Regions from separate parts of the Homo sapiens genome. Here regions 1 and 3 are each linked to region 2. A link is a loop called in an ENCODE intact Hi-C map of the cell type or tissue named here. Cell type or tissue: Caco-2. All regions are shown on one strand.

What was found. Hi-C counts contacts between places; a loop is a spot of excess contacts. Peaks named below come from ENCODE experiments on the same cell type or tissue, not always from the same donor. Only the 100,000 strongest peaks of a DNase experiment are listed, where the experiment ranks them.
Region 1: it touches region 2 in a loop (3-fold over the local background); 4 of 110 quality-filtered maps call a loop at or near these places.
Region 3: it touches region 2 in a loop (15-fold over the local background); 5 of 110 quality-filtered maps call a loop at or near these places.

What each region holds. Positions count from the first base shown.
Region 1 is chr5:169,269,924-169,277,923 of GRCh38, reverse strand. The region is part of intron 1 of SLIT3 (slit guidance ligand 3); the gene reads left to right. Among named protein-coding and RNA genes, the nearest start is that of MIR585, 10 kb to the right of the region's middle. In Caco-2, no CTCF peak of the experiment used is centred here; DNase peaks (open chromatin) are centred at 3,833, 4,283, 5,623 and 6,113.
Region 2 is chr5:169,544,926-169,552,925 of GRCh38, reverse strand. All of the region lies in intron 2 of LOC105377714 (a long non-coding RNA gene), which reads left to right. The region is part of intron 3 of LOC105377715 (a long non-coding RNA gene); the gene reads right to left. It also overlaps the pseudogene RNU6-477P. Among named protein-coding and RNA genes, the nearest start is that of SPDL1, 35 kb to the left of the region's middle. In Caco-2, a CTCF peak has its summit at 4,409 (motif pointing right); no DNase peak of the experiment used is centred here.
Region 3 is chr5:169,114,016-169,122,015 of GRCh38, reverse strand. The region is part of intron 4 of SLIT3 (slit guidance ligand 3); the gene reads left to right. Among named protein-coding and RNA genes, the nearest start is that of SLIT3-AS1, 100 kb to the right of the region's middle. In Caco-2, no CTCF peak of the experiment used is centred here; a DNase peak (open chromatin) is centred at 4,965.

The DNA.
Region 1 (8,000 bases), 280 kb after region 2:
AACCCAGAAAATAATAAGTGTAATTGGAAATTGGAACCCTCCTACATTGCTGGTGAAACGTAAAATGGTGCAGCTGCTGTGGAAAACAGTAAGGCAGTTTCTTAAAAATTTAAACGTAGGACTACCATACGATCTGGCAATTCCAGTCTTAATTATATACCCAAAAGAATTGAAAGCAGGTACTCAAACAGATACTTGTGTGCCAACTTTCATTGCAGCATTATTCTCAATAGCCAAAATATGGAAAAAAACCCCAAGTGTCTATAAACAGATGAATGGATAAACAAAATGTGGTATATACATACAATGGAATATTATTCAACCTTAAAAAGGAATGGAGTTCTGATACATGCAACAACATGGATGAACATTGAAAACATTCTGCTGGCCACTCGTGGTGGGTCACCTCTGTAATCCCAGCACTTTGGGAGGCCAAGGCAGGCAGATCGCTTGAACCCAGGAGTTCAAGACCAGCCTGGGCAACATGGGACCTGCCTGAAACCCCATCTGTAAAAAAATACAAAACTTAGCTGGGCATAGTGGTGCAAACCTGTAGTTCCAGCTACCCAGGGTGCTGAGGTGGGAGGATCACCTGAGCCCAGGAGGTAGAGGCTATGGTGAGCCATGATCATGCCACTGCATTCCAGCCTGGGTGACAGAGCAAGACCCTGTCTCAAAAAAGAAGAAAAGAAAAAAGAAAGAAAAGAAAAGAGAGATTATGCTAAGTAAAATCACCCAAACACAAAAGGATATTACAGATTCCACTTACATGAAGTGTCCAGCATATTTCCAGAATAGGCAAATTTATAAAGACATAAAGTAGATTAAAGGTTATGATGGGCTGGGGAGGGGAGAAAGGGGAGTTAGGGCTGAATGGGTACAGGGTTCCTGTTTGGGGCAATGAAAAAGTTTTGGAAATATGTAAATGGTGATGGTTGCACCACATTGTGAATGTACTTAGTGCCACTAAACTGTGCGCTTAAAAATAGTTAAAATGGCAAAACTTATATGATGTAGATTTTACAGTTTTAAAAAATCTCATCACAAGAGAAACAAAAAGCCTGCTTTATAAAGGAGGAAAATTATAGAAATTCTTTTCTCATCCACCTCAGCCCCTAGACCTTATGTGTAGCGCACAGCCCAGCCTATAGTAGATGCACATTTCTGTTTTTGTCAAGCCTTACTGGGAACATAATCATTCTATTTGTAGTTGAAAATGGCACTGAGGCTGTTGAGTGTAAATTTTACTACCATGGCAACTGTGGAACACAAAGATGATAAATATGAACATGCAGCAATATTTTTGGCAGGTAGAGTCAGCTGGAGGTAACATGTCTCCTTGCAGGTAAGTGCAAGATTTGAGGGAGGGTAAATTGTTAGGAATTGTTACAAACTCTCAGAATCCCAACCAGGAAATATCCTCTTTGTTCCAATGAAGGGCATCCCGGCGACTCTTTGGACCAGTTGAACCAAAGAGGATAGAGGATGAAGTCCAAATTGGTAATGGACTCCAGGAATCTTTGTTAGCAGCTCTTGGAAGAAGATGGGAGGCCAACCACACTTTTCTCCGCTTATTGACGACACAGTTCAAATCATCAGGAAGAGACATTATGGGTCTACAGGTCTCCTGGGCTGTGAGCAGAGTCGCAGCTGGCATCTGGGAGAAAAAAGAAAGAAGACCACAATTTGGCCTTTAAGGAAATAGACCTGGGAGGAGATAAAAGGGAGTCATCTCACTGTGTTGTCTGATGGGCCAGAAACCCTCTTTCAGAAGAAATTGGTTTCTGAAAGCTGATGTGAATTTCGTGTAGCGTTCAATTGCTCTCTTTCTTTGTTTAGGCTTAGCTCACCATTTTTGGATTGAGGAGGCAAGACTTCGCGTCACTCCCCCGACCCATCCTACCCCACAGCCCACACACTGACATACACACAGACATGCACACAGACACATGTACACCCTTTATCACTGGCAAGAGGGACCAGTTTTACAATCCAAAAGCCTTATCTGCTGCAGGGTCCACCATCCTGACCCTAGCCCACCCATGACTTCCCTCTTCCAGGCTCAGTTCTGAGCTCCATCCCTGATATGGTTTGGCTGTGTCCCCATTCAAATCTCAACTTCAATTGTATCTCCCAGAATTCCCACCTGTTGTGGAAGGGACCCAGGTGGAGGTAATTGAATCATGGGGGCTGGTCTTTCCCATGCTATTCTCATGATAGTGAATAAGTCTCATGAGATCTGGGTTTATCAGGGCATTCCACTCTTGCATCCTCATTCATTTCTCTCTTGCTGCTGTCATATAAGAAGTGCCTTTCACCCTCCACCATGATTATGAGACTGCCCCTACCGTGTGGAAGTCCAATTAAACCTCCTTTTCTTCCCAGTCTTGGGTGTGTCTTTATCAGCGGCGTAAAAAAACAGATTAATACAATCCTTTTCCAATGCTGTATGTGACACAGCGACATCAGGACAAAGTCTGGCCCTCTGACACTGCAGCTAGGTGAACCTTGTTTGGAAAAGTCTTTAGGCAGCCTCTGAGGGAAGGCTGGGTGATTTTACAGCAGTAGAAAGGCTATGGGTTTTAGAATTAGGGCTGAACTTGAATCTCATTTTGACACTTGACAGTCGTATAACTAACTGATGGGTCACCAAACCTTAGTTACCTCATCTGTAAAATGGGTGCAGTGATACCTGTTGTCCCAGGGTTCATGTGTTCAGCACCTATGCATGAGAAGTACTTACACACCACCTGTGTGTAAGTACCAATCTCAGCAGCTACTGCTATTATGAAGGCACGTAACAACCATTTTGTGTTAATGGATCTGGCATTCGAGTGCACTGACATTTGTTGGCTTGAAAAATCTCAGCCCAGGCTAATTCTGCAGAGGTTAAGGCAGCATCAGCTGTGTGCCGTACAAAGCGCTAACGTTTATAGATCACTTATTATATTCAAAGGATCAAACTGATTTATACACATTATCATGTTTAATTCTCACAACAACCCTATGAGGTTGAACCTATTTATTACATCAAATTTCCAGAAGAAAAAGCTGAGGCTTAATGGATTTAAATGACCCACACAAGACCACCCAACTGGTAAGTATTTGAATCCAGATGGTCTGACTCCAGAGCCCAGGTGCATAACCAACACCCTGGGTGCTATGAGCAAGGAAGGAGGCTGAGCCAGGAAGATGCCAGTGTCAAGATTGGAGATGTTTTCTCACCACTCAGTCTTGGAAGCCCTTATCCTATCATGAAGATCTCCCTGTTTGCCCAGAGATTGTTGCTTTTCCAGGCTTGCCAAATCCAGTTCCCATCAGTCATGCCTGAATCAGTTCATTCTTTCCTTCATTCATTCCATCAACATTCATGTACTGAACGGCTCCCTTGCACCATGACTGCTAGTGTTGGAGATCATTTATTGGCTACTGACTAGGCCCCAGGCACTGTACTAGTGAATTTTATACATTATCTTATCTGTTTTTTATACAACTCTGCGTGGTTGGCCTCTAAAACTTAATGCTTCTTTCGATTTGACGAAATAGATGCATAAGGAGGTTAAAGTAGTTGCCTTTCATTGTCCCGAAATGTAAGTGTCAGAGCCAGGATTCAAATCCTACAAGGCTTTCATCAGCCCTAGCCCAAGGAGATGTCTTCCTTTTTCCAATTCCCACAGCATAAATCGGTCTTCTAGACTAGTGGTTCCCAACTTGAGCAGGCACCAGAATCACCTGGAGGGCTTGTTAAAACACAAATTGATAGGCCCACCTGCAAAGGATCTGACTCAGTAGGTTGGGATGAGGCCCTACAATGGGCACTTCTAGCAAGTTCCCAGGTGATGCTGATACTGCTGGTCCGGGAACCCCATTTGGGGGATTATGATGCTGTCTGAGCTCTTTGAAGATAGGGATTCTGCCTTTGTTGTTCCCCTAGTATTGTACAGTGCCTGGTACAAGGTTGCTTGATTGTTATTTTGGATTATTTTGAATTGTTCAGCTGCACATTAACTTATTTATATACCATATTGTGTTTTTGTATCAATGTGAAGATTCTTAGGCTTTACCATTTAGGTTTTAAGCTCCTTGGGGTCAGGAATTTCACACTAAGGACCTTCTGCAGAACATTGCACACACTAGATATTTGGTAAATATTAGCTGGTCCTTGTGGCCAAAGTCCTGAAGGTTTACCTTATCTTAAGCCCAATTCAAGCTTGTAAACTCAGCCTCAAAGCATAAGTTGGTGGATGGAATTTTCCAAGACTTGCCGTTCACCTCCAACAATGATTCTCAACCCTAGCTGCACATTGAAATCACCTGGGGCCTTTAAAATAGTATGAATCCTGGTCTCTATCCCCAGAGATTCTGGTTTAGTTGGTCTGCAGTGTGGCCTGGGCAGCAAGTGTTAAAGCTCCCTCAGGTGATTCTAATTTGCAGCCAAGACTGGGAATCACTGACCTAGAGCATTTGGCTGCATGACTTTCTCCTGGGCAATTTCAGAGGCTGTGTATGTGCATACACATGTACATGTGTGCAGAGAAGTGGGAAGCTATGCACGCCTCTTGAATGTACAGAGTGATCATCTCTCTCTCTGAGATGAGGATACAAAGGCCTGGAAGCCAAGCCTCAGGTAGAAACTTGGCAAAGCCAGAGGTACTTGAGAGCATCAAGGGTGCCTGCCTCCCTCTCCTGTGGCCACCTTTGGCCGAGTGCCGGTTGCCACATTCCACGGTGAGGGGACTCTGTTTCAAGGCCAGAGGCAGGGGGTGGTGGGCTGAATGCAGGTAGTATGGCTGTTGCAAGGCCTTTTTGTTCTCTCTCGGTTCAGAAGGGGCCGCCTTCCCAAGGGCTGAGGTGTGGGCCTTAGCATTTGGCACCATGTGTGTCGGTGCTGAGTTTATTCTTGGGTTTCTTGGTGGAAACACACACGGCTACTTGAGACCCATGAGCTGGCTGAGAGCAACGGGAAAGGTCATGCCTGGGCTCCCACCCCAGCAGGTTGACTGACTCAGCACAATCCCAGTGTAATTAAGCATGACAAGAAGAGAAAGGGGAAAGGGCTGGTGCTTGCGCGTGTGCACTCAGCCCAGGTCCCGGGGGCCCAGAGGATTCAGAAGTGCCAGCTGCTCTCAATTTTACTGGAGCCAATGTTTGGCTCACCTGCAGCCACCTCCATCTCTTTTTCCCTGGGAGCTGGGGTCAACTTCAGTAGACCTGCAGGATCAAGTCTGGCAGAGGGATGATGGGGTGAGTGCTTCTTGTTCCCTTCCCTTCTCGTTTCTCTTCTCACATGGTCTTGGAAGCTGTGAATGAGAGACACGATCACATCAGTGCATTCAAATCCCCCACTGTTGTTTAAGCAGTAGCCTGGGCAAGGCACTGTGCTGGGCACCAGAGTGAGGACTGATTCATGGGCTTGGTTTCTTTCCTAGCAGAGCTTTTACGCTAGGTTGGAAAACATTTCATAATTATGAAGTCTGCAGTTAGATCCAATTACCTACCTGGGCCAGACAGGTAATATAAATGGGTGAATTGGGCTGCTTGTGAAATCTTAGGAAGTAACAGGGACCTTGATGAACTAGGGACTGCATGCCCAGCTGCTTGCAGAGCCAACATTGCGTAAGCAGCCGAGAACATCTCCAGAGTAGAACTAGGCAAATCAAAACTTAACCTGGGATTGTGGGTCAGGGTGGAGGTGTGTGGTCAGGTTGCAAACGGAACAGGGACTCTGCCCTCCAAATGTGACATGAAGGTCCATTTCTCTCCTGTCCTTTTACAAGCAAGGGAACTGAGGGATGGAGAGAAGGGACGAAGTCAGATCCCCAGCCCCCTTACCCATGGGCCTCCTATAGCTCAGGCACTGCCCAGGCAGAGAATGTTGACATGGAGAGCTTGATGGGCTTCTGCCCCTGCACCTGCCCAGTTTCCCCTACTCTCCTCTGTACCCACTTGCCTGCTTTTCCCCAGCACTGTGCTCATTTGCCCATTACGAGTCTATGGACCCAGATGTCCCTTGGGATACCCTGGAAGCCTAGTCTGTGGTCTCAGCCTCAGAGCTCTACCCCATAATGATAGGGTCTACGGCAAGGCCTCTGTAGATAAAGAGGCCTGTATCTGCCCCAAGGGTTCTTCCTCTGAGAGGCTAAAGGAGACTTGGACTCATGGAATGGGAGTGGCAAGTGCTTTTCTCTGGAGTTTGAAGCACTCTGTAGCTTCCAGGGCTTTCTTGCTTCTGGTGTGATGCTATTTTGAGCATCTCTGTCTATATATATAGGATACTCCCGCAGTTGTTTTCTTTTTAATTGTCCATCCACGTGCTTGTGTTTTCCACAGAATATGTTGCGGTGAAATTGTTCCTGCAAAGCCCCTGCCTCCTTCCTGAAACCCTCTACCCCCTCGCAATGCCCCGTGCACCAGCACCGTGGCCCCAGGCCACGTCAGAGTAAACAAACCACAGAATAAAATTGCAGCCATTCAAGAGAGGAGCCTTTAATTTGAGCTTAAAATAGCCCACTGTCTGAGAGTTTGAGGGACCAGGAGCAAGGTGTAATCGCAGGAATGAGCGTAGGAGACTCATCTCAGGATGACTGAGAAGGGGCCGTGAGCTGGGAGAAAGGCAGGCATGGGGATTGTGGGTTGCACTGGAGCCCCCTATAGCTTATTCGAAGTTAGCCTCTTTCATGATGGAGTAGCACATGACATGGCAATAAAAATACACAGGACCTGCTGCCTCCATCTGGAATGCTTGTCTGCCCTCCTGCCTTTCCTCGAAACTATGAGCATCATTGTCATATCACCTACAGTCAGGACCACAACATTGCTGAATTCCTGGGCCACCATTCACATGATGTACTCCAGGTGTGCCATTTTCACTGTATACTGTTGAACGATGCCCCCTGGAGTTGTGTGAGCAGCAATACTGGCAACAATAAGAGCAAAGAGATGGAGCACTTATGAGCTAGGCATTGTCCTAGCCGTTTGACATGTATAACCTTGCCTAGTTCTTAACCCAACCTAAGGAAGAGGACACCCATTTTATAGATTATCCACATACTACAGATAAGGAAATAGAGGCACAGAGAGTTAAAATAACTTCCCCAGAGTCATGTTGCTACTTCTGTCCCCCAAGTGCAGAATAAGCTTCAGTCTGATGCAGAGTGAGAACCCACACTTTTAACCATTATGTTTCATCCACCATACTATTGTTGTGCTTGTTATTCTTATTTTTTTGACTGCCGCTTTCTTGTTTTCGACCCTCCTAGACTATATAAGCGCCTAGATCAGGGTCAGCAGACAGCCATGTCATACATGTATATTTAGGCTCTGGGTCTCTCAGTCTCAGTGGCAGCTACACAACTCTGCCCCTGTCGCGTGAAGGCAGCCATAGACAATGTATAAACGGATCAGTGCGGCTTGGTTCCAAGAAAACTGTATTTATGGATACTGAAATTTGAATTTCATATAATTTTTATGTGTCATGAAATATTATCCTTTTGATTTTTTCCAACCATTTAAAAATATAAAAACCATTCTTGGCTCCCAATCCATATGAAAACAGGCAGTGGGCCGGATCGGGCCTGTGGGCTGTAGTTTGCTGACCCCTGTCTTGGTGTGCGGGGATATGGAGCGTGATGTATTTATTTTAATCTGTGCCTTCTTAGGATTAGACTCGGTCCTGGCACTAAGTTGCCATTCATAAACGCTGATTGAATGAATTACTGTATACTCTTTCAGGTGTGCTGGATGACTTGGGGACACTGCTGCTTTTTGAGGAAAGAGTAAAAATTTTTCTGAGCAAGGGATGAGAATCCAATCTTTGTGGCAATGGCTGAGGAGAGGGCGGGAGCCTCCCTCTTGTGGGTCTTCATGGATGTTTGTAAGAGTAAAGAGAATTTTCATTTTTATGTAAAGTGTAGAGATCTATTTTTCACAAACAGACCTACAGAACGTGATTTGTAATAGGAAACAGATTTCCCTCCCCTTAAGATAAATGGAATGTCCCC
Region 2 (8,000 bases):
GGACTATGTGTCTGTTTTTGTACTAGTACCATGCTGTTTTGGTTACTGTAGCCTCTTAGTATAGTTTGAAGTCAGGTAGTGTAATGCCTTCAGCTTTGTTCTTTTTCCTTAGGATTGTCTTGGCTATGCGGGCTCTTTTTTTGGTTCCATATGAAATTTAAAATAGTTTATTCCAATTCTGTGAAGAAAGTCAATGGTAGCTTGATGGGGATAGCATTGAATCTATAAATTACATTGGGCAGTATGGCCATTTTCATGATATTGATTCTATCCACGTGCATGGAATATTTTTCCACTTGTTTGTGTCCTCTCTGATTTCATTGAGCAGTGGTTTGTAGTTTTCCTTGAAGAGGTCCTTCACTTCCCTTGTAAAAATATGGAATGCTTCATGAATTTGCATGTCATCCTTGTGCAGGGACCATGCTAGTCTTCTCTGTATTGTTTCAGTTTTAATATATGTGCTGCCAAAGCGAGCACCCCTAGTCTTTTTAAATGCTACATGATAGTAGGTTCAAAATAGCAACCATGCTAACATGAATTGTGTACCTGTTATGTCAGGCAGTGTTCTGGCTCTTTAAGAGTGGTACCTCATTTAATTTTCACAGCAAAACTCTACAAAGAAGAAAATCTTATCATCTTCTTTTTACATTTGAGGGAAACAGAATCACTGAGAAGCTAAGCAATTTGACCAAGGTCACACAGCTAGTAAGCAGTGGAACTGAGCTATGAACCCAAGCAGGCGAATTCTGGAGGCTTCGTTCCACTTTGCTCCTAATATAAACATACCATAATTTATTTAATATTCCCTTGTTCTTGGATACTTAAGTTACTCCAATTTGATTATTATAAATAATGTTGCACTGGAAATCTTTGTTTATGGCAAGTGTCCATCTGCAAATATTTCTGTAAGATAGAGCCCTAAAAATGCATTCTCTGGGTCAAAAGACATGCGCATTGCACAGTGTTATCATTCAGGTAAGAGGAGGCCTATTGCATTAGGTTAATTATTTACCTTGACCATGACTGAATTCAGAGCATGGTATAACAGGTATGTCTTCAGGACTTGAGAAATGCCTGAGCCCTCAAACCCAGTTTATCTTTTATACCGTGATCTCATTCTTTGTTTCCCGGACTCTCCAATACTCCTCCCCTGATTTGTCTCTGAGAAGGAGTTTGCTAGTCCAGATGTTGCTATGACCCAAATTACTGTTTATTTCGTTTGTATTTGACTTGTCTTATAATGGTGCAATTAGCATGCCTAGGAAGTCCTTTTGCCCAGGGGATTGGGAGTAGGGACCAGAGTTCTCTCTCACTGGGACCTCCTCAGGTTTTGTTGGTTGAATCCTAATAGTGCTGTTGGTTATGCTTTTTCTTGTGGTCACAAGAACATGAACACATCTTCTCTATCTTATTTTGTTTATTCAAAGATGTCATCAACTTATACTTTTTTTCCTAAAATTTTAAACTTTACTCATTTTGCTTTTACTAGTCTTACTATGTTTTTCCCTTCCACTGCAACATATTCACTTTTTGAGCAATATTGAAACTCAACATAGATGTCATTTGTTCAAGGTCACACATATCTATATTAAGTGCCTCATTTAGATGGGTGCCTTAACTGGGTACAGACAGCTAAAATATCTGAACAGTGAAGTATTTTTATCTTGATTTGCTGTAAATGCAAGCAGAAATTCATATCTGGGTGCCTTAGGCATGGAGTGAAAAGGGGATATGTTACCGAGTGTTATTTAATATGAACACTTCTCTTTCTTGGGAACCAGTTGAGAGTCCTCACCTGGATATACAAAGGGACCATTTTTGTGAGACCCTGACTCCATGATAATTTTCAGAGAAAACAGAATTTGAGCTTGTAGGTAGAATTGTATTCTGCTTTCCTAGAAAATATTCTTTCTATTTATACCTCAATAACAATCTATGCTTTACTGGATCTTTAATGAATATTTGATACTGCATTTTGTTCTTTGTCCTTTAGGCAAACTGATATAGAATGTCTAAATCAGGTGTTTAAGAGAAATTCAGTTACAAGCCTCCTTTCATTTTTACATCCACCCTACAACTTAGTCAAATACATTTTTTCCTGTATTTTAACTCTCCATTGCCTATTTAACTAATGACCTTTCTCACCCTCCACAAAGATGGAAATTAATTCAAAAGTCTTATCACTGAGTTAAAGTCAATTTCTGCAATATAACTTTGACCTCTTTATAGATTCTTGTGAGTCTCCCCCATGAAAATCTTCCCTGCTCATGAGACAAGGGGGTTATGAGGACAAGTCTTCTCACCCGAAGGGGGCTCTGCCAGTGAGCAGTGAGTGCAGTAAAGTGAGTTGCAGTCAGATGTGAACCAGCAGTGGAGATGTTGAGGGGTCTCCCGAAAATAGTATCTTCTGTTATCACCAAGTCTGCCATCACACAGAATAAGCCACTCAGGCATTTCGAGTTCTGGAGCATTTCCCAGATATATTCCATCTCTTCTGCTCTCCTTTTTGGTAGGAAATGCACAAGGTTAAGTAAACAAAGCACAAAGGCAGGCTGCCCGTGGACAATAAACTAGAGGGGGTAAGTGAAAGTTCTTGCATTTGTTGATTAGATTTGAGACACATAATCTGTTTTCTATTAAAATATGATGTCCTAGCAAAAGCATTTCTGGGGAAAAAACACTAGACAAAATACTAACAAAGATGTATCTATTTTAGTTGAAAAGTCTACCTTATACTCTCTTGGCCAACCAGCTGTCGTTAGATTGATTAATTGGAAAAGGTGAAATATGTATATCATCTAGTTTCTATTTAAGTTTCCAACATTTCCCTTTTTACTGATAATTAAAACATCATTTGAGTCTGTACTTTGAACTTATTTACACCTGATTCCTGAGACCTCCTATTTTCCACAGTAATAAGTACCTTGATAAAAGCTAAGTTCACTATCCTCCTCCTGCTCGTTGTCATATGACAGCACATTCTCACTGAGGAAAAGAATGTTTTGATGTTGTAAGCATCTCTGAATTTTCATAGCTCTGCCTTGCAGTTTCCATATGTTCTAAAAATGCATGGAAATTTCCATAGGAGACACTAAACCTGCCCATCACTTTGGTGTAATGGGCAAGTAGACTTTGTGGAAACTGTTTCCTTACAGAATTCATAGTTTGAAAAATATATCTCACTTCCCTGTGGGATTTGATTAAGTGGAAGGAAGGTACAACACATCTCTTACCACTATTGACATCATAAGGTAAATTAATTATATTCATGAGTCACTCTTAGTACAATCTAGCCAAATCACAGAGATGTCTGAATAGTTCTAACTATAGCCACCATGAGGTTTCATTTGAAGTCACTGCTGCATATTTACAAATAAATACATTTTTGCTGGGTTACCTCTGGAAAATATTATTAAATGGGGAAGGAGCTTGTCTGAGATGAATTCCTTTGAGCAGGAGAACATATTGAAACTACTGTGAATTCTGAATTGGTAGTATTTTTTAGGCTAAGGTCCATCTAAACAGAGATTCCTAGTTCATTTAAGTGTGAGATGTTATGATGAAGTTATTGGTTTCTTCGACTATTCTATTGAAAGAAAGGGGAGAATTTAAAACATATATGGAATTGCTTTATTTTTTGAGACTGTGTCTATACTAGAATGAGATTGACTTCATGAGCTCCATATAAAAATCACCTTCAGCTTCCTGCTATTGAATGCAGCACCATCCTGAACTTGAGACAGCACCATCCTGAACTTGAGACAGCACCATCCTGAACTTGAGACACGGCAACTTATTGCTGCCGTGACATTTTGCTGATCCCAGGCTCCCTTGCTCCAGCTGCTGACTAGGAATCCTCCTGGAGTAGCCTGATCCTGTGGGACCATGAGTGAAGAGCCCACCTAACGCTAAGGATCGTCTCTGCCTGGAATGCTAGACAGACAGACTCTACGACCAGACTGGGAACCTTTAGATATTAGTTCAAGCTTGGATCTAGGCTGACTTTCCCACATTCTTTTAGGCTTCCAATATTGGTAGCCTAAAGTAATGAGCCTCTAGTCTTGGAAGCCAGGTCTAGAGTCAGTTAATTCTCTGAGTCCTGGTCCTATCTATCCCCACTTTCCTTTTCTATCTACCAGCCTATGACATTGGCAGACATCACTGGAATTATAACAGACATGTGCTCAGAAAAGGAAAAAAGACAAATGAACTTGAATATGAGATCTCAAACAACTAGATAGGCAAATCTATTTTAATAATCTCCCAAAGTAAATCTAATGAACTATTGTCTAAGTATCATCTTCTGTTAAGAGTTTTATATATTGTCCTCCTTTTTATTTGAAAGGATAATGGAGAGCTGGTTAGATTTCCAGATGTATTACAATGAGTGGTTAAGTTATAAGCCACTGGATGTCACTCTTAGGCTATGCAAGTGTAGCTAGCTGCAGTGGAGATTTTCCAGAGTAAACTGAAGGTAGAGAGTTACAGGAGATAGCCGGGGATAGAAACCAATTGAACTGTTTGGATAGGTACATTTGAAATGTCAGTGAATTACAGCAAAGTTTACCCTTAGGTTCCTATATATTTTCTCTAGACTCATTTCTCAATGGCAGTTAAACAGGACTAATAATCAGAGAAAAATCCCCTTAGCACCAAAAAGCCAAAAAGGCATTCATTTATCCATTCAATACCTCCATTAATCACATGCTATAAGCAGGGTATTGGGCTAATGAACTATGGGATTACAAGAAAAAGTGAATTCATAGCATGCATACATTTAACTTACTGGAATTCAACTATGGCAAAAAAATGAAAGAAAAATAATATAAATATTGTAGGAAATTCTGCCTGTTATTTCACTCAATGAATTTGTGCCTCGGAGTAATTGTACCTACTGTCTGTCTCTCAGCCTTAAGCCCAGGCTTTTATACTCTGCTCTGTGACACTGGAGGCAGGAATCTGCAGACTGCATTTCCCAGACTTTTTTGCTATCTAGCTTCTGGTTAGGTTCTGCCGACTGGAGGCACTGGCAGGAAATCAGAGGGTGATAGGAGGGTAGAAGGATGCTCTTTCTGTTTTCAGTTCTGGTCGAAGTCCTTCCATCAGTAGCACTCAAGTAGGACTCCAGCTTATTTTAGCATTTCCAGCATTAGTTCCACAGTGGCTCCTTCAGAGGTACCAGTAGGAACTGCCACGTTCCCTCTTAGCACTCACCACTGGAGTCCAAGTAGCAATCACGTGACATCTCCTCAGAGGTTGCTGAGCCAGCTGTGCAGTGACACATTGGTGGTTGGAAAATCTGCTCTGTGGAGACCCTTCCCCCAAGAAATGGTGTCCTGGTAACACTATTTACTCTTTTTTAATCTTCCAGCCCTAAGAATCCTAGCTGCTTTCTATACTACAAATACCAGAGGTACCTGAACACCATTTTTTGTTTGTTTTTTTTTCTTTTTCTCTTTCAGCCCTCCAGACTCTGTATAACTGATCTCCTATATTAAATCACCTCTGTTTGAAACACTTGGCATGATTTCTGTTTCTGTTTTCCTGATGGGATCCTGACTGCAGTAAGAATGAGATGAGAGGCCAGGAACACGCCTGTAACCTCAGCACTTTGGGAGGCTGAGGCAGGTGGATCAGTTGAGGTCAGGAGTTTGAGACGAGCCTGGCCAACATGGTGAAACCCTATCTCTACTAAAAATACAAAAATTAGCCAGGTGTGGTGGCATGCACCTGTAGTCCCAGCTACTAGGGAGACAGGCAGGAGAATTGCTGGAACCCAGAAGGCGGAAGTTGCAGTGAGCCAAGATCGCGCCACTGCACTGTATCCAGCCTGGGCAACAGAGTGAGACTCCATCTCAAAAGAAAAAGAAAAAAAAAAAAGCATGAGATGAGAGACAGCAATGTTCTCTTTTCTTATCCAGTATCACACTTTGTGTACCTTTCATGGTTGAGACATCTCGTAACACTCATGTTTATATTTATATTTTCAAACAATATAAGCCTACTCACCAGCCAACTGGTTGTCAACCAAAACCAGTAGAATGTAAAGCTTCATAAAAATAAAGGATTTAATGATACACTGGCCTGTTCCAGCACTGAGAGAAAACTGGCCATGTTGGACTTAATGACCCATGGTTGTCAAATTGCCCCTTTCTAAGAAATTTCCAAGGATGATTTGGCCAGATAAGACTTTTGCCTTATATTGCTTTATAAACTGAAACTTTAATAACGATGTTTCCATAGCATACTCTTGCAAAGATGAGCAAGACCAGAGTTATTTCCTTCAAAAGCTCTCCAACTAGTAGAAGACATAAGGCATGTGCAAACAGAAAATGCATGGCAACATTTGATGGGAGCAAAACACACAAGGACCAACCCATTTGTCACCAGTTAGTAGTGAGAGTTTACGAAATAGGTTGGAAGAGGAGGAAAACATGATGCACTGGTTCTGCTACAGACTTCATTCACTGGCTTGCTCAGAGCAAGAAATGATCATTATTTCAATTTTAAAGACCTATTTGGAAGAAGATGCTTGCCTGATCATGAACCGTTGCTTAATATATAACTTGTCTTCTCCAGGTATATGTCAATGCCATTTTATTTTATTTTTCTCAATGGCCATGGAGAATACAGGTTTACTTCTTCAAGGACTCTCAATAATACACTCTTTAAAGGTTTAATACATTCGTGTTAATTTTTTGTTTTGTGCTGGGTTTCTTTTTCAGTGTGTTTATTTCCTTTCCTCTTCCTAGAAAACGTGATTATATTCCTTAGTTCCAAGTTCTATCAGCCCTAATTCTTCATGTCTCGCTTCTGGAGTTGATGAAATAATCACTCTCTTTTTAGCATAGAACACCAGCATAAGAAAGGCAAGAAAAGGGACCTTCCAGCTATAGTGCTGGGACCATCAGTCCATGGGAGCTTTTGAATCTCAGTATGTTTCATCTTACCAGGTCATCCACCTCTGAAGGTGGTGACTCACTAGGGTGAGAGATGACTTACTGATGAGGCTGTCTTCACAAGTTCTCATTTGAAGTGGCTTTTGAAGAATAAGGAGTAGATGTGGGAGGGGATTAGCAGTCAACTCTTTTCTTCCATTATTAAATATTTTGGAATTCAGCACTTTTTAAAATATATATTTGCCTAAAATTCTTAAGGATTCATTTAAAAGAGAGGAGCAAGAAGAAAAGAAAGAAGTTTGAAGCTGAAGAGAAAATACTTGTTGCCCTTTTTCCTCATGGTTTGAGCTTATTTGAACAGTTTTTGTCCTGCCATGTGACTTAGCTTAAGGAATTTTTTGCTGGTTTAGGACAGTAATGGGGATGTAGAACAAATTTTCCCTGAAAATGCCCCTCCTATTTCTTTGAACTATATCAAAGTACACTCCATCCATAATTCTATGCATTTATTTCCTCTTTTCATGGCAACTCGTTCCAGATGAATGTGACAACCTGATAGGTACCAATACAATGGAAGTAATAAGCTTATTTAAAACGGATTTTACTTTTCCCTAAAACAAAATATCTATGTAACTATAGCTTGCTAAGTAGAATGCAAAGCTTTTTTTTTTTTTGTAAAATGAAGGATCTAATGAGATACTGATATGTTTTGAATATTGGTCCATGAGATTGCTGGAAGAACTTGGCTGCCTTACAACATTACGTTATAGACAAACTTCAGCATGGAGTAATATAATTCATATACACCTTAATGGGAACCTCCTGGCTCTGACTCACAGCAAGAAATAAAGCCAAATACTCCAATCTGTGGTGCTTATTCAAGTTTCTGCATTTAAATCTGGAGTCATATTTAGTTTGTATTTATTTTCTGAAGTGAATGATATTGTGGTGGCCAGGATTCCAGGTATGATTAGGGGATGCCTCACCTTACAAAAAAGGTCAATATTAGATTTTCAGAAGGTAAGCGAGAAGAGAGACTTCATTTTCAGACAGAAAAGACATGGGCAAGAGCCCATAGACAGCAATCCAATGGGGGAGTTT
Region 3 (8,000 bases), 430 kb after region 2:
TGGTAAAAGGAGCTACCATTTGGTAAACCGAGTGAGTGTCCCAGGGCAGCTTATGAACAACTGGAATTCTCTGAGAAATCAGTCAAATTGGAGTGTTGGGCGGTGACTTGGAGTTGAGAAAGGAGCACTAAACTGGAATTCACAGCAGCTCCTGCATAACCACATGTGCGTCATTATCCTGGATACTGTCATCTCTGGGTCATGGCCAGGGCCCTTCCTGCTCTTAAACCCTATGCATGGTTTTATGCACAAGAACCACTAGCTCAGGATGCCTTACAGAAAACTTTTTTGCAAGAGGAAAAGCCTTCAAACCAGGAAGAAGTGTTGATTGTCCTCTCTCTGTCATAAATGCCTCCATTTTTTATGATAATGGCATTTTTTAAATGTTAATGATGAGATTGTTTTCACCTCATAGAATGGCTTCCAAAACTAAATACAGAGCAACCAGGAATATCGGAATGAATGATCCCTTGAACACTGGTTAACTATGGAAGTGAAACCCTTCTGAGTTTTGACAGGACGCAGCAGCCTCAGTGTCAGTAAATACTTAGGACAGGCAGGATATTGGGTTCAGGGGAACCTTTTGGAAGAGTCAGGTGATGGCTGGTTGCAGGGGCGGGTTCTTTTTGGAACCCCAGTGGCCGATGGGTCTAAAGCCACACAAACTATGCCACATGAGAATGTGACTTTAATCTAGCCCTCTCTTGAATGAAATCAAGTAGAGATTAAGTCAGTTTTGACTCTCATCAGAAAGGTTTAAGGTATTGGAGTTCCTAAATTTCATCCTATGTCTTTGGGGTTAAGAGGTGAGGCTCTGGGCCACAGCTCCTGATGTCTCCTGGAGGGGTGGTTCATGAGAATGACCATATCGAAGAGTCCTTGAGAACATAGACTTTGGAATTATGCAGATCTAGGTTATAATCCTGGCCCTACCATGTACTAGGTGTGTAAATTTGGCCATTTAATACCTCTCTAACTTTAGCCTCTGTATTGCTAAATGGGAAAAATATAGTATGTTCCATGTAGTGAGTAGTTAGGAGAAAGGAAAGAGATTTCATGATAAATTACCAAGGAATGGGGGCTGGGCTTATAAGAAAGGGTCTGGCATCAATCCTGTGAACAAAACACTAGGATTAGACCCATCACCTCTAAAGCAGGAAGAAGGAAGTTAGCTGGGATATGGGTGGTGGGCCAGTGATTGCAGAGGCCCATCAAGTAAACCAAGACTATAATAGGGAAAATAGAAGACCTACTGGGGGCTGAGCACAGGTAGGATGCAGCTCTCAAGGTGGGCACAGAACAGGCACGTGTGCAAGGTGCAAGTCCTTAGATCACTTGGTGTATTCGTTTCCTACTGCTGTCTTAACAAATTACCACAGATTTAGTGGCATAAAGCGACACAAACTGAGTCTCTTACAGTTCCATAGGTCTGAAGTCCAAAATGGATTTCACTGGGCTGAAATCAAGATGTTGGCAGGGTCACATTCACTCTTAAAATCCTAGGAGAGAATTCATTTCTTTGCCTTTTTCCTGATTCTAGAGTCCACCTACATTCCTTGGCTCAAGGCTCCTTCCTCTGTCTTCAAAGCAGCAGTGAAGCATCTTCAAGCCTCTCTCTCTGCTGTGTCATCACATCCCCTCTTTCTCCTCCCAGGCCCAGTGTGGAACTCTGTTGGATGGCACTAGACAGAAATCACATCCCTCCTACAGGATTTCTACAAAGCACGTGTTCCTGGAGCAACTATTATGAGGAAGATAGAGAAGGCCTAGAAAATTTGGTCCCTGTTGCCTTTGAGACTTGCACCATCACCCTGCAACTGAGCACTCTGACCAAATATCAAGATCAACTGTGCTTTCTGAAAGATCAAATTAAGTCTAATTTTAAATGGGACAAAAGGTAGCACTCTTTTTATATTCCTACTTAAGAAGATATCCTTCTTGGTTCTGTTCCATTTTGCACATGGAGTAGTTTTAAAGAGCCACATCCAAGGCTGGATTTGAAAGCTGATGAACGTAGCTATGAAGAGCTTTATGATGAAAAGGGTTATTACTGGCCTCCCATCTACTGGCTTATCTTTTTTTATTCTTTAAGTCATGTGACAAATGAGGGTTCTGATAGGATTGTCTTTGGTGTGGTTTCATGAGTTGACATAATTAAGAGCCATTTCCATTTGGCAATGCTGCAAGAAAAACATTTCCAGTCAGAAGAACAAGGAAATAACTTAATTAGCAACTCAGGTGAGCGCTGGCTCTTTAGAAAGATGTTAAGATTGGAGGGAAGACAGGAGACCCACAGAGGCAGCGTGCCACAGTTGGGTGTTTAGCCAAAGACACGTTCTTCTGTCTCTTTCCTCCTGCATGAGTCTTTTCTGACTGTTCACCTGAAATTGGATATGGAAGGGCTCTGCTGCTGCTGCTGCCAGCCTGGTAGACAGAAAACGTCAGTGTCAAAGAAAAATGATTGTGTGTTTGGTTCCCTCCAGTTTTCACGAAATAAACATCACTTGGCAATTCCTTGGAGATGAATTAGCCACTATTTCATTCCTGTTAGTCCTTCCTGCTGGGTTAATTATTGCTGTGAACAATGGCAGCATTAATCAGCATGATAACAGTTTCTAGTCATTAACAGTGTAACCAGCTTTTATGCATATGGAAGTCCCTCTATCAAACCATCATGAAGATCAGAAACTCATTCTAGGGGGTGCTCCTTCCTAGGAGACCCACAAGTGTCCAGGCTGGGAATTGTTCCTTTGGGTGATTTAATTTTGAATAGGTTCCAGGTGTCATCTGCGTAACAAGGCTGAAGAAGTCTGTTTTGGTGGAACTCCAAGACTTTTGCTCTGGGTCAGAGTCTTTGACTTCCATATGTATCAGCTTTGATGCTTTTAAAAGCTGCAGAAGCAGTCCAAGTATCATGGTTTAGTAGACAGATTTTGGATCCAGACAGGCATGGATTCAAACATGAGCTTCTGGACTAAGCGGTCGTGGGACTTTGGGAAAAATTTAACACTTAGGGATAAATATAATCTATGTAGAACACTTTCACATAGTGTCTGGCACACAATAAGTGGTCATAAATGGTAGTTTATAAAATGAGAATACCACTAAAACTGTAAAAAAAAAATTAAAAATTATGTGACTGCAGCCTGTTTTCTGGGGCTTTACCAGCAAGGGGTATATCCTCAGGGAAAGAATACCATCAGTGCCACTCCAGGTGAAAAGGTGGCTAGAGTGTTCCCTACTCTTAAAGCAAGTCACTATCAGAGTGGCAGGTTTTTACATGAACAGGTTCCTGAAAATGCCAAATGGCAGTACCACTCCTTGTAACAACTGCTGGTTTCATCTAGTGATGGCCAAGGTCCTAAATCCTCCAGACCTATGTATCCTACAAATTCCTGGGTCATTTCTTCTTTACAGAACCAGAACAGACTGCCTTGCCCGCTTTCTCCTGGGTTAACAATGGGTCTTGACTCGGTCCTGCCTAGGACCTCAAGAGCAGCAGAACAAAACCAGTAACTCAAAATTTTCTTTCGCTTTCTTGGTCTCACCTGGCCTTTCAAAAGTCCAAGAACCCTCAAAGACTAAAAGGAGCATTTGGGCCAGAGGCACCTTCAGCCAGTGTCACTAGGGAGACCAGTTCAAGAAGATGACCAACCAATGCATGGTCTTAGCTCCACCCCCAGCACACACATGTCCTCCATATATGACTCCACAGAATGCAACATACAACATATCTAATAAAAATCCTAATACAAATTATTGAGGAAATACAGATTCTTTTATATGTAGGCATTGCAAATGTGCACATTTCAAAAAATCATTTAAACAAATTTCTTTAGAGACAAGGTCTTACTCTGTCGCCTAGGCTAGAGTGAATTAATGTGATCATAGCTCAGTGCAGCCTTGAACTCCTGGGCTCAAGTGATCCTCCCGCCTTGGCCTCCCAAAGCACTGGGATTAATAGGTGTGAACCACCACCCCCAGCCACATTTCAAAAATATTCAAGTGGGAAGGCAAAAGGCACACATCATAGAATGTGACAACCATAACATTGTCCTAGTGTGTGATGCTGGGCCTGTATGAGAGCGTCTTTTCTTAGTTATGCTAGTTCGTGCTTAGGAAGCGCTGTGGCCTGTTCTTGGGTGTCACGTAAAGGGCCAAGGAGAGAACCTAGAGTTTTCAAATTTCTTCAATCTACTTCTGACTTCATTGGCAATATTTGGCACTCACCTTGTATAGGAGAAACAGAGTTCTCCTTTTGAGAATAGAGACCCCTTTGGGTCGCAGGGAATAGAGTTTGTTAGATATCTCCAAAGAACGGGAACCCTGGTACAGCTTGGGTGAGACTTTTTAAACAAACAGAATTCTGGCTAACACCTTCTCTTAGTCCCTAGAAATCCTCCATTCCTCTTCCCCACATCAAACTTTGAGGTAGAGCTGGGATTGGCAGCAGCTTGGCTCTGCCATCGTGTCCAAATTCCACTATTTCTGTCCTGAATTTGCATTTCCTGGCAGACTTGAGCCAAGTCCCAATGAAACAGCCATAGCTTTTCAAAATTACAGGCAAAATCAGGCTGGGAAGAGGTGAGGGGGGCAGGGAGGGGACGGGGGAGAACATGCACAGTAATTGTCACGAAGGGCCCAGTGATGTGGATCTGGACTGAGGAAGTCATTTCACATGATCTTTGCTCACTCACTTCCAGTTTGGCTCTTCCAGCTCCTCAATCCGGGCATGGAGCCGTGCTTTTTATAGATTGTAAGTCCATTGTGGAGTTATGTATCCTGGCAGTTTGTAAAGTGGTGTTTTCTCTATTTTTATGGGTGCCCTAGGACAGTGCAGGCACACACACCTTTCTTGGTACCTTCTCATTCCACGCTACTTGTGATTAATGAAGAAGGACTGCCACCTCCAGTCGCTTCACAGGATAGACTTGGGGCAGCCTCTGACTTGCTGTGTGTCCCTGGTGGAGCCAACCCTTTCAAGCCCCCTGCTCCCTGCCCCCTGCTGGATATTGTGGGAGTGAATGAGGGATGAGGATGACAGTAAACCCTCCCTGAAGGGTTATGTAAATCTGAAAGGCTCTGTGGACTTTGAGGCTGGCCTAGGGAAACCTCAACAAATCAGCTACTCCTTGCTTCCTTGCTTTTTATTAGATTCCCTATAAACAAGTAGGACATGATTGTGGGGGAATCAGAGGACATGGGGCTCCTTCATGCTTGAGGACTTTTCCCCAGCACTGGTGCCAAGTAGTTAGGGCCTCTTCTCCTGATGCAGCCCTGATTAGCCTGTTTCTCCCTCAGACCTCAACCTTTTGTTGAGGGGAAGAAACACTTGTGGTAGAAGGAAACATAATTAATGGAAGGATCATGTGCATGGACTATCATCTTATCAGTGATGATAATAGGCCTGGTTGCCTAGATCTTTCCAGTCAGCCGCCATGTTCTGTCAGCATAGCTTTCATAATGTCCTCTTCCTGTCATTAACAATGTCTTTGGGTTTCTGGGTTTTCTGTCCTCAAATTCATCCTGAACACCATAACTAGGTCGTTCATCCTGGAGAGATATCTTGGTACTTTGCCTCCCAATGTTTAAAGGCTCCCTATTGCCAATGATGAAGTCCTAACATTGTATCCTGACATCTGCATCCCTACACAGTATGATCTCCGCTCATGTTTATGATCTTCTGTCCCACTCTTCTTCCGTGGGAACCAGACCATTGAGCTCTTGGGCCTTCAGACACCTGTCTGCTCACCTCTCTGCTCAGAGTTCTTTGCCCGGACTGCCCTGCAGTAATGATTTTTTTGCCCTGCAATAATTATTGCAATAATAAATACAATAATAAATGCAAAAATAATAAAAATAATCCAAACAATAATTATTGCCCTGCAATAATTATCTCTCCATATCCTCATCTCTCACAGAGAAGCCCTGACAGCCTCAGCCCCAGGGAGTCTCTCTCTTTCTCTTTCTCTGAGCTCCATCAGCATTGGCTAGCTGGGAACTTGTCACTGGTTTATGTTATTATCTAATTGGTTTAGGTGCTTTATAGAGTATCTACCCTAAGGGCAAGGACTGTTGTCCACCTCTTTGCAGGGCGCACTGTGCCTGATATGCTGGGTGGCCCTTGTCCAAAGTGGGGGTGGCCTTCCATGGCTGTCAGGAGCACCGGCTCAAGTGTGAGGATCGGATCCCACCACAGGATCCAACCACAGGCGAGCTCCTTCATCTCTCTAGTCCAGAGTTTCCTCATTTGCAATGTGAGGAGTGATGACTCTCATTTTATACAAATACTTGTAAGGATTAAATTAGATATTCTGGTTTCTACACTTGGCATAGTGCTCAGTGTATGATTATCATTATCATCATCATTAAATCAATGTGTGTTGACGACCAGGAATTCTGGTAACAGGATCCTGGGCCTTTCTGAGGGGCTGGACATTGCCTTGGTCTGCCTGTGGAATCCCTCCCTGGCCTGGCTTCCATACATGTGCCTGTGTCTCAGTTTCCTCGTGTGCATATTGGGACAACAGGAATACCTACTGCCCAGGGTTATCATAAGAATTAAATATGACAATGGCTGGAAAATGCCTACATTTAGGAAAGAAAGGCTTGGTAAATGAGAAAACCATGGAACTCTGCTAATTGCTGTGAGTAAATGGTCAGGAATTATGGCCTGTGTCACAGCTTGAGCTTTCCTTGATGGACCTGTTTCCCAATCCCTGTGTTGAGTCTAGGTGGGATGGGGAAGAAAAGCTTCCAAGCTTCCTTCTGGCTCTGACTTTATAAATTCTGCTCATATGCCTCCCTTTACCCACTTAGTCTAGACCAGAGATGAGAAAGTTTTGGGATTTTGGAGAACGATTTGTATTCCTTGCTTAGAAGGATGAGACCCTTCAAGTGGCTGAGTTGGATGGGATCACCTGTTTGCCCCCAGGCAGCTCATGAGACCCCTGCAAACTTCTCCAGGGACACAGAGCACCCCTGGAAATATGTACATTCTCTAAACCATAGGATCCAATGCAGGCAGATTAGCACACCTCCTTCCGCCCTCCCCCTCCATTTCATCAGCTTTATGCTGAGGTGGATAATGTTTCTCTAACTGCCTAATTGGGAGAATTTAGCTGGAAAATTGCCATCGTGTTCTTTTAAAGGGTGCCAACAGCCCACGGCTGCCAGCTATAATGTCAGTGGGTAATCCCGGCTCTGCCGCCACGGAGCCAGGGAGGACCCGTCTTTCTCCAGACTCCTTCCCAGGTGGTGAGAGCAGGCCTCCAGCCCTAAGAGGAAAGAACACCAAGGAGGAGGACAGAGGTGGCCAAGAAAGCAGCTGCAGGCACAGGTCTGTTTCCCTCCCTCCTCATGGCCCTCCCAGCCTGCACCACTGGGAATTGAAATGTACTGAAATTGCAATGTCACACCAGGACACCCTGGCCCTATGGTGTACTGCTCAGCTTCATGGACTCCCACTGCAGCAATCTTGAGTTTAGACTGAGTCTGGGGGTTGTTCAAGAAAAGGGAAATCTAATTGCTAAGGCTTGTTCCTAAGTCTGCGAGAGACAGTGTAGAATAGTGTTGAGGCGTACAGACCTTTGAGCCAGGCTGCTTGCTTATGTTCTAATCCAGGCTCTGCTACTCGCTGGGCAAGTTACCACATCTTCTAGCTTCATCATCTGTAAAACAGAGGTGATAATACGAGCACTTTCCTCTGTTCACATATCAGGAGGCCCAGGCAGATGGAGGCTCTGCTATCTTTAACACGTGGCATCCGGGACCTTCTTGCCAGGTAGGCATCTAGCCCACAGAAAAAGAGAAGGCATAAAGGATTAGGTAGGGAGGTTTTTGTCCTACTCTGGTCACACTCCACTCTCTAGACTGCAGTCACATGGTCCCAGCCCAGCTAGGTGGGGGAGGGTAGTTGAGCTGCTGCTAGGGATGAAGAGTCTCTGCCACACTCAGAAAACCTCCCTAATCGTAACAGTAGCTGACGCTTATTGAGTGCT